Linked DNA regions of Homo sapiens: region 1 is linked to region 2. The links are chromatin contacts, found by Hi-C in ENCODE. All regions are on one chromosome and are shown on one strand. Each heading gives the region's core, a stretch centred on a gene start or an enhancer-like site at or near the end of the contact. The rest is flanking DNA. Distances are from core to core; before and after follow the strand shown.

The links. Hi-C counts contacts between places; a loop is a spot of excess contacts on that map. Pooled maps may share reads with other maps.
Region 1: a pooled map shows a loop between it and region 2 (4-fold over the local background). The contact joins the enhancer-like site here to the promoter of MYNN in region 2. A Hi-C loop is called at or near these places in 1 of 168 maps with a recorded cell type or tissue (ascending aorta), 1 of 37 single-sample maps with no recorded cell type and 2 of 50 pooled maps.

Annotation. Positions count from the first base shown.
Region 1 is chr3:171,280,349-171,285,089 of GRCh38, forward strand. The region is part of intron 2 of TNIK (TRAF2 and NCK interacting kinase); the gene reads right to left. Among named protein-coding and RNA genes, the nearest start is that of MIR569, 180 kb to the left of the region's middle. Within about 2 kb of position 3,231, at least 13 of the 41 ENCODE cell types and tissues checked have a DNase peak (open chromatin) inside an H3K27ac peak, as active enhancers do; they include ascending aorta, where a contact is called at or near this core.
Region 2 is chr3:169,771,816-169,776,579 of GRCh38, forward strand. It overlaps MYNN (myoneurin), which reads left to right and starts at 1,581. Exons shown (of 8, transcript NM_018657.5): 1 at 1,581-1,647; 2 at 2,450-2,746. The coding sequence starts at 2,481. TRV-AAC1-1 (tRNA-Val (anticodon AAC) 1-1) reads left to right here and starts at 415; the gene lies at 415-487. RefSeq lists enhancers at 131-230, 1,121-1,670, 1,244-1,747, 1,386-1,680.

The DNA.
Region 1 (4,741 bases), core at 1,981-4,480, 1.5 Mb after region 2:
TGTACCAGGCTCTGGCTTCCTGGGTCCACCACTTACAAGTTATGTGTCTTTGGATCAGGCACTTAACCTCTGTGAACCTCAGTTTTTAAAATCTGTGAAGTGGAGACAATATTTACAGCTCATAGTGTGATGTAAGGAAATGTGCTAACATGCTTAGCACTGTGCCTGGCACATACTATATTGTTGGTCAATAAAAGTTATTGTTATTTACAGATGTTTCAAATCTTGGTTCCTTTTGTTATTCCTGTTGATACCAACTTGAAAATTATCATGACACTATGAAGTCTAAACTGTCTCTAAATTAAAAAAAAAAAAAACTGTATCCAAAAGAATGATCTTTCAGAGATAAACCAAAAGATGAAATAAAAGCATCCATCACTTTAAAAGACAATGTTGATATATAACATTATATAAAATGTTCTTAATATCAGATCTATAAGCTTTAAGACTATCCTGTTACCATAAATCAGAGCTAATACTTTATTACTGATAAAGTAAAAATAGATATTTCTCTATTACTATATGTTACTATATATGCTGTTATGTTACTATAATGCTGACCATGGCTCTACAGGAATAACCTAGACAAAATCTAGAACACTCAGTAAAGCAGATGGTGCTTAGGAACCTACTGAATAAACAGTCTCAGCTACACTTTCAGTAAGTATCCCTTTGGAGAAGCTAAGGAATAATCATGTCTTTATGGAATGGCATAGTATTAAACAAAAATAGATTTTATCTATTAGTAGGAAACATTCTGGTTCAATTGAGATGGACTAGATCTAGGGTCCCCAGGTTTTGCTTGGATAGAAGTTACTTTCTATTTCTCTTTGGCCTCAAAAAAAAAAATGGCAGTCTGAAGGTAAAGCATTGTAATAGAAGAGAAGAAAGGTCGGTGACAGCCTCCCATGCCCTTTCTCATATAAAAAACCTTAAAGTTGGTGAGGAAGAGAAATGGCATTACACAGTCAACAAGCTTTGACCATATGAGACCACAATTTTTCAACTAGAAGTTTCCTCAGGGTAGCACAGTATATAAGAACTTTGTTTTCAAGACAGAGGTTAGTTCAATTCTGGTGCTGCTATTTATCAGCTGTGAAATCATGAGCAAGCTATTTATCTTATTTAAGTCTCAGTTTCTTAATCTACAAATGGGGATAGTAATAGAATCTACCACATAGGACTTTTGTGAGGATTAAATAAAGGAATACACTGTACATACAGTGCTTACAGGTGCTTCTTCCACAAGGAATGGGCAGTACACTTTAAGTATTATTTATATTTCTGATATCCCAACAGTTAACACTAAACCGTACCAAGTATACATTATTTTGCTCTCTCTCACACAAATATACACATATATAAACAAGTCACACAGTCCCAACCCTGAAGGTCAACGAGGATAGTGTTTGCTACCCTTGTAGAGTACAATCTTTAAACTGTGATGACAAGACAATAAATTTTCCCAACCATTTGAATGAGCTTTGGAAGTGGATTTTTTACTTGAGCTTCCAGAAAAAAAGCCCAGTCTGGCTGATGCCTTGAGTTAGCCTTATGAGCATTGAAGCAGAGAACCCAGTTGAGCCTGACTGAATTAGTAACTATAGAAATGTACACTAAGAAATGAAGGTTGATTTTGGCCAAAAAATAATAATAATAATGGTAACTGTGATAATGTGAACTGGCATCCTCTCCCCCACTTACAGCAGACTTGAGGTTAATCTAGAGAATGAATTTTGGGCTAGAAGAAATCATCCAGTCCACAATCAGTGTCTTCAATTCTAGAATCAATTGAAATATTTGCTTATCATCAAAATAACATTTTCTTCAAGGCATTAGTCCAAGATCTGTATCCCAGCGAATCACAAAGAGGAGAAAGAAGAGCCAGCACAGAGTATTTATAGGTCACTGACTTGGTGCACAGCCAGAAGATTTTTTTTAACCAACATTTCTGCCAAAGGAACTATCTGCAGATTCTCTTAATGGTTTTTTGTTTTTTTTTTTTTTTTTGAGATGGAGTTTCGCTCTTGTTGCCCAGGCTGGAGTACAATGGCGCGATCTCAGCTCACTGCAACCTCCAACTCCTGGGTTCAAGCACTTCTCCTGCCTCAGCCTCCTGAGTAGCTGCAATTATGGGTGCCTGACACCACGCCCAGCTAATTTTTTTGTATTTTTAGTAAAGACGGGGTTTCGCCATGTTGGCCAGGCTGGTCCCGAACTCCTGGCCTTAGGTGATCCACCTGCCTCGGCCTCCCAAAGTGCTGGGATTACAGGCATGAGCCACCACGCCCGGCCTCTTAATCGTATCTTAAAGCATTTTAAAAATAACAAATGAAACTGAAAAAGATAAATCGAGGTATCTAAGCAGTTACACTGAACTCATTTCTGAAGCTCATGGACAAACTATGTAAAATCTCAAGAGACTGAAAACTATTTTCTATTCTCAAGATTCAAAGTAAAAACTTAGAATACAAAACTCTAAGAAAGAGAAGGCAGAATGGTGGCAGCTCCAGAGGGTGGGCAGAATCCTAATCTTACAACAGACCTGGGCAATTGCTGCTGTTAATTCTACCAGCAGAATGATGTAGGAGGGCTCCTTACAGCCTGGGCCCGCCTTATATTCTCTGCACAATCAGAGTGGAACCTGGGCACCTATTAGTCCCTTTCCATGCTATCTTCCTGTGAAGATTCTTATGAATAAGAAAACGTGACCTTTATCAAGGAATAATTTTATTCAAATTGTGTAAACTGGATATTTTCCACAGTTTCTTGTCAGGAGGTGGGCAGAGAAGTTAAATTTTATACCTACTTTAAAAAAAAAAAAAAGCCCCTCATGTAATGTTAGCAACTGACCAAATACTCCTTGGATTTCGTGTCTGGAGAGAAGGAACTAAGAAAACATACAGTTCTCTGAAATGTTTCCTGGATTCTTTCCTCTTTTTCCACAAAAATAGAACTACTCTTTTTCTTTTTTCTTTTTTCTCTTTTGATGGGGGATGAGGATTATACAGAAGATTTGGCAACCTAAATGAACATGAGAGAAAGCCAATAGTATAACTAAAGGAAGGGGATCGCCAAAACCATTCACTTAGGGGAATTTCAAACTTTGGTGCTAAAGCTTCCAAATAATCAGCATCACCATTCACCAAGGAGCAGAGGAGTTCGGTCTTGCTGACTGCCAGTTAAGGGCTCTGAAAAAAGACAGTCTCCTTGGCAGCCGTTCCAACCTGGCTCCTGCCCCCTGTGAACCAAGGAAAAGTGGAAATCTAATTCCATGTAGCCTGGAAGAAACCTTACAGGTCCAGGGCTGTGGAGAGGTCGGGTGAGGAACAGGAGTTCCCACCATGCCACTAGGGTTCTGGAAGCCCTGGGAAGCTGCCAGTGGCACTGCAGCACCAGGAACTGGTTCCTAGAGAACTGCCTCAAATCAGACACACATAAGGAAGTCAGGCAGTGATGGCGCTGCATGGGAATACAAGCAGAACAATCTCCTCAGAACTACTTCGAGGGTACTGTCTCTCAGCCATCTTCCAGGTTTTCCACAACCCACAAAGGTCTTTCAGGTGGGTATAATTTGGGGTTACTTGTTAAGATGGAGTTACAGCACAGCTTCATTGGCAAAGACAATGGGATCTCATATCTAGAAACAAAACTTTCTGGGTTTCACCATTTGCCCGTTATCCCCTGAGAAACATCAGCATCACCTGTTAACTTGCTTGGGAATGCAAATTCTCAGACCCAACCGAGACCTATGAATCTGAAACTCTGGAGGGGGGCGGCAGGGAGGAGGGCAGGAATTTGTGTCTTAGCCCCTCATTGTTAAGATTCTGATGCACACTAAAATTTGAGAACCATTGAGCATTCTAGAGCAACACAATTTCATGAAAAAATAGCTTTGGAAACAGCATCTGGATATTAGGCAAAAATATGTGCCTGAATAGAAGAAACACACTCCGTTCATAGTAGGGTTCTATTCCCCAATTTTTTAATTTAGTAGTTCTTTGTGAAAAATGTCCTCTCACATGCAGCATTTTAAAATGAGAAATCTGGGGCCTTCTCAACCAACTTCACACCCGCTTTCCAGGGCAGCTCAAAACAAATTACTGATAAATCAACATGGGGCACTCTGAATCATCAGTCCGTCTTTAGAACTCCCCACATGGTCAGCTGAGGCATTCCATTGAGAATGCATCATGTCTTGACTTCTCTCTCTGGCCAATCCTGCCGTCATTGCATTTCTTAATAAACCTCCTGCATGCTAAAAAAAAAATAAAAAATAAAATCAAATGAGCAATTTATTGCAAATAGCCAGTCCCAAAGAAATCCTTTTGCCTTTGTTGTTTCCCTCAAAATTGCACATTATTTAAGGGGCCTGTCTTTTACACATTTTTATTAGCACCTAGAGCAATACAAATCCTCCACAAACTCTAGCAAATATGTATTAATACAGTAATAAGTAATTCTAAGAGCAAGCACTCAAATTAGTAAGGTCTGGTTTCCTGTAGATTACTAAAGCAGGGAAGGAGTAAGGGGGAGAACTCAGAGAAAGCGTGCGCTGACTAAAAGACAGAAAGGAAGCAGAAAATTTATTCTGAGCAGATGCCAAGACTTTGCCACATGCTTACAGTAAGAGAAATGGAGAGCAGAGAAAATTATTTTTAAAACCTTCTTTCCTTGAGAACTAAGTTATCATAGCCCTGCTTTAAGATATTAGGTAAATACTTTTTCAATGCAAGACATA
Region 2 (4,764 bases), core at 331-2,830:
CAAAAGTAATTTTACACGTCCTTCCACCAGAAGCTGAAAGGATGGCTTTTTCGCGGCTGAATAACGAAAGCCCCCTGCTTCGCCCCGGACTCTGAGCAGCTCAACCTGCGGAAAGGATGTGTAATAAAACGCCTTTCCAGGGAGACAAAAAAAAAAAAGGCCACCCAAAGGAAGGGCAACTCGGGAGTGCCTGGTTTCTACTGCGGTACCCGGGCACTTTGGAAGAAAGTGCGTGCAGATTCAAGCTTTTGAAATGGTTTCAGCTCTGTTCAATTGGGCATAGGCTATTTTTCCTTTTCTGTTTTTTTCTTTAAATACATTATATTCATTCCTCTCAATTTGATAATAATCACTTGAGAATTGCGAATTGACACTTACATATCAAGGACTTTACAAAACCCTCTCCAAAGTGGGGTTTCCGTAGTGTAGTGGTTATCACGTTCGCCTAACACGCGAAAGGTCCCCGGTTCGAAACCGGGCGGAAACACACTAAAAAATCCCTTTTTTTTTTTTTTTTTTTTTCCTTCGCTTGGAAGAAAGCGTGAGATCACGCTTTGTTTTCTTTTGTTGTTTGTTTTGTTTTTTTTTCTGAGGGAAGCCTTAGCTTAATGTATGCCGGTCCTTCAAAAGACATGATAGCAATTTGAGAGTCTGAACTGTAAGTTTTTGTTACTTTATTCGTTCACCAAATGTTTTTATGGAAGCCTTGCCACGTGGAACATGTGTCCCGGGTTTTAAAAAATGAATTTGACTCACCAGCTAACACTGAAAAAATAATGTACAGCCTAGAAGGAAAGATCAAAGTGTAAAAGTGGTTAGTCCTGTCGCCTCCTGAGCATTTTTGTATTATATCACTTGGTTTTTCGTCTGAAGTGGCTGTAAATAATCGTATTAAAAATCTTCTGGTCCAGACGCAGGAAAACCTTTTCCGGTATAAAGCCCACCTTCCTCTAATGTTGCGCATGCCCACTGTGCCCAGCTGCTCCGCTTTCGTGCATCCCAGACTTCTGTCACCAGGTAAGGGCATCTTGGAAGCTGAGCTACAGTTGGCTGGGGCACAAAAAAACCAGGGGGTGCCAAGAGTTTTCAGGTACGTAAGCGGGAAAGGGGTGCCAAGTCTCAGCTAAAAAATCCCCTATGGCAGAGATCCGAGTACACATGCAGCAGTTTCCACCGGTGGGGCCCCGAGGAAGGGGAGGATGATGGGAGAAGACAAGCAACTACAAGCCCCCGCACGCAGTGCGCAGCTGGCTTCAGGAGAGAGGCCCGCGGTGCTGTGCTGCCGGGCCTCGGCGCAGAGCCCCGGCAGAGCGCCAGACGCTGACTGCCGGCACCAGAATGCTCGCGATGAGGAAGACAGGCGGAGCGCTGCGAGCTAGCGAGCCCTCAGCTCTCGTATCCATGACGCCTGCTGCTTCGGGGGACCCCTGGCATGCTGGGGAGTGGGTCTCTGTGGTACATCCTGTACCGCCCTGGCCGGCGCCGGACCCCCATGGCCCCAGAACCTCCCGCACTGCCACGGGAAGACAGAGCCGGACGTGACGCCACCGTGGAAGGAAGGGAGGGGCGGAGCGTGGCTCGGTGACGTCCTCCCAAGATGGCGGAGACAGAGTGAAGAAACTGTGTTCCCCCCTTGGGTTGCTATCGGTGAGTTCCTACTTCACCCCCAGCCCGCCATCCCGGTCTCTCTAGAGCCTGGGCCATCAGAGGGCAGGCTCCTTGGAGTTCCAGCACGGGTCGGGGCGCAGGTGGAAGGCTTGGGCTAGGCAGCCCCGGGGTGGCCTGGGCCACAACCTCTGCTGTGGAAATTCGCGGGAGTGGGAGCTGGGCAGAGGGCAGGGCGGCAGAAGCCGAGGAGGGACTGGCTTTGGTTGTCACTCTCGGATGCCGCCTCGCGTAGAGAGTGGGAAGGGAGAAGGTGTGGCCTCCTTAGCGCGAGTGATAGAACCTTTGACAGCAAGCCATGGCCGGGCGCATTCCCGGCTTTCTGGGCAGCCACCTCTCGTTTTGGAGAAACTGCACTGGGGAAACTAACAGGTTTTGGTGACTTGAGAGCAGTTTTTAAAAACTCGTACTGTTCTGCCCCTATCTGTCCCAAGAGATCATGTCTTAGTGGTTTAAAAAATTTTTTTGTAACATAAGTATGTCTACTGAGCTTGAAAATCTGAGGGTTCAACAGATGTGAAAGCGTCAGGTTTTGCTGTGCTTTTTGCAGGTGGTAGAAGTGTTGCCATTCACCGTCACTTATTGATGTGTCCAAAGGATTGTGTTAGTTGATCAAGGTAACCAAAGATAGAAAGGCACTCATCCCTTCATTCTTAACCATGTATGTTTGATAAGGATTTTCAAGGGGGCTAAAATTGTTTAAGTTATGTCCTCTGTCCCTTCCCTCACTGAACGTTGATGAGAACTTACGGTTACTGATTTACTGTTTCTTTTTGTCTTTTAGATCAAGGGTAAAATTCCATTCTGATATCAAAATGCAGTATTCGCACCACTGTGAGCACCTTTTAGAGAGACTGAACAAACAGCGGGAAGCAGGTTTTCTCTGTGACTGTACCATAGTGATTGGGGAATTCCAGTTTAAAGCTCATAGGAATGTGCTGGCCTCCTTTAGTGAGTATTTTGGTGCGATCTACAGAAGCACTTCTGAGAACAATGTCTTTCTTGATCAGAGTCAGGTGAAGGCTGATGGATTTCAGAAACTGTTGGAGTTTATATACACAGGAACTTTAAATCTTGACAGGTAAAGTACACATTTTATTTTCAGTTATAAAAGCTAGTCAGTAGTCTTCACAGCAAAAGTAGATTTGTATTTTTTCCATTCATTCTCTGAACTCAAATTCTTCACCTATTTATGCACACAATGTTTGTTTTTATAAAGAAATCAGTATCACTGATTTAGGATGAGCAGGCAATATTTTTCATAAGCACAGATAATAAACAGTAAGATTTCTGACACGTTTATTTACTGAAACAAAGCCTGTGATTTCACTTATGTAAACTTGAACATTAAACACAATGAATTTATTTTATTTTATTTTTGAGACGGGCTCACCGTCACCCAGGCTGGAGTGCAGTGGGGCAATCTCGGCTCACTGCAACCTCTGCCTCCCGGGTTCAAGCGATTCTCCCACCTCAGCCTCCCTAGTAACTGGGACTACAGGTGTGCACTACCACACCTGGCTAATTTTTGTATTTTTTGGTAGAGACAGGGTTTCACCATGCTGGCCAGGCTGCAAACAAAAAATTCTAAGTTACTTCCAGTTTCCCATTGCTTTTTGGTCCTTGAATTCCTCTGGTCTTCTGTCTCCCTCATTCTGACTCCTGTTATCTCTATTAACCTACCAGTACTAATACTGAAGTAAGGTCAGAGATGCTAGAATGATTCTCTAAGATGCTTACTGATGTCACTGCATTAACAAGAAGTGGGTTCTGAGGAATCTGATAATGTAGGCACTGTGTGTCTCCCCTGTATAACGAACCATATAATTAGATTAATATCAATACATTTACAGATTGTAGGGGAAAAGGTGGAGGGAATAAAAGCAAAGAGAAACTGATTAAATTACCCCTGTCTTATTTCTGTCTCTCTTATGAAAGTGAACATGAATAGACTGTTCATAATCTTCTGACACAGGAAGATTATAGGCTTTGGAATTAGATCTTTCCTGTCAGTCGCTATGTCTCCTTGAGCATGATGCAATCTCTCTGGGCCTCAGTTTCCCCATCTGTCAAAATGAGATGGTAATAACTACCTTGAGGCTAAATAAGGTTTTACTTGATCCTTATTCACTTCCCACTGAACGTTAATTTCTTTATTTTTCTTCTTTACCCTCTCCTCCCCCTTTAATTCCACATTTCTCGGAGAAAAAATAGAAAAAACAAAAAAGAAACACCTGAAATACTGCTGCCCACTGATAACCCCTGTTAACCTTTTGATATATATTAATTAATTCTTTTCCAGATCTCTGTAGAGATGTGCATGTATACATTAAGCAAAATCTTTCCCTCCCTTTTATATTGTAACTTATCATGGAAATATACTTATTTAAAAATCTAGAATCAGGGTGCTCATTAATCCTTTTGACGAGGAAACATTCTTGTGTAAGAAGTATCCAGTGGGGGGAGGGGAGGGAGAGAAAAGTAAACTTTCATGCTATTTTGGAATTATTTTTAAATTTTGGTATAATGAAATCTTCAAGTGAGTTCTTTATAAGTTGATTAAAGGAAAAGAGCAGTGTGAATTTTGGCTGGCCTGCAATTTAATGGTTTCCCTTTCTCTCAATTAACTATGCAAAACAAAAAAATCTTCATTTGAATACACGGTAGAGCACTTTTCTTTGAGACTTCATGCAAAGAACCAATGTGAAGAACAGCCAGGTGTTTTGTTCAGTCTCTTTTGGTACATATCTTTCCTGGAGACTGGGGAGCTAATTCCTCGAGTTCAGCTAGAAATGTAAGAGAGGATTTATACCAAAATAGAAAGGCTTACAACTTAGTGATTAAGAAAACAGGTAGAATATATTAAGTTGGCTCAGGGGCCAGATTACCTTGGTCAAATCTTGGTTCTAACATTCTGTGCTCTTGGACAGGTTACTTTATTTCTTTGGACTTCTGATTTTTCACTTGTGTGTAAAATGAGGATTATAATAGATTTCATAGGCATGTCCTGAGGATAATCTTATAAAGCATTTAGGCATGTACCTGGCAATATGTAATTAAATGACCTTCAGTGACTGTTCAGAGGATGTTATCTAATAC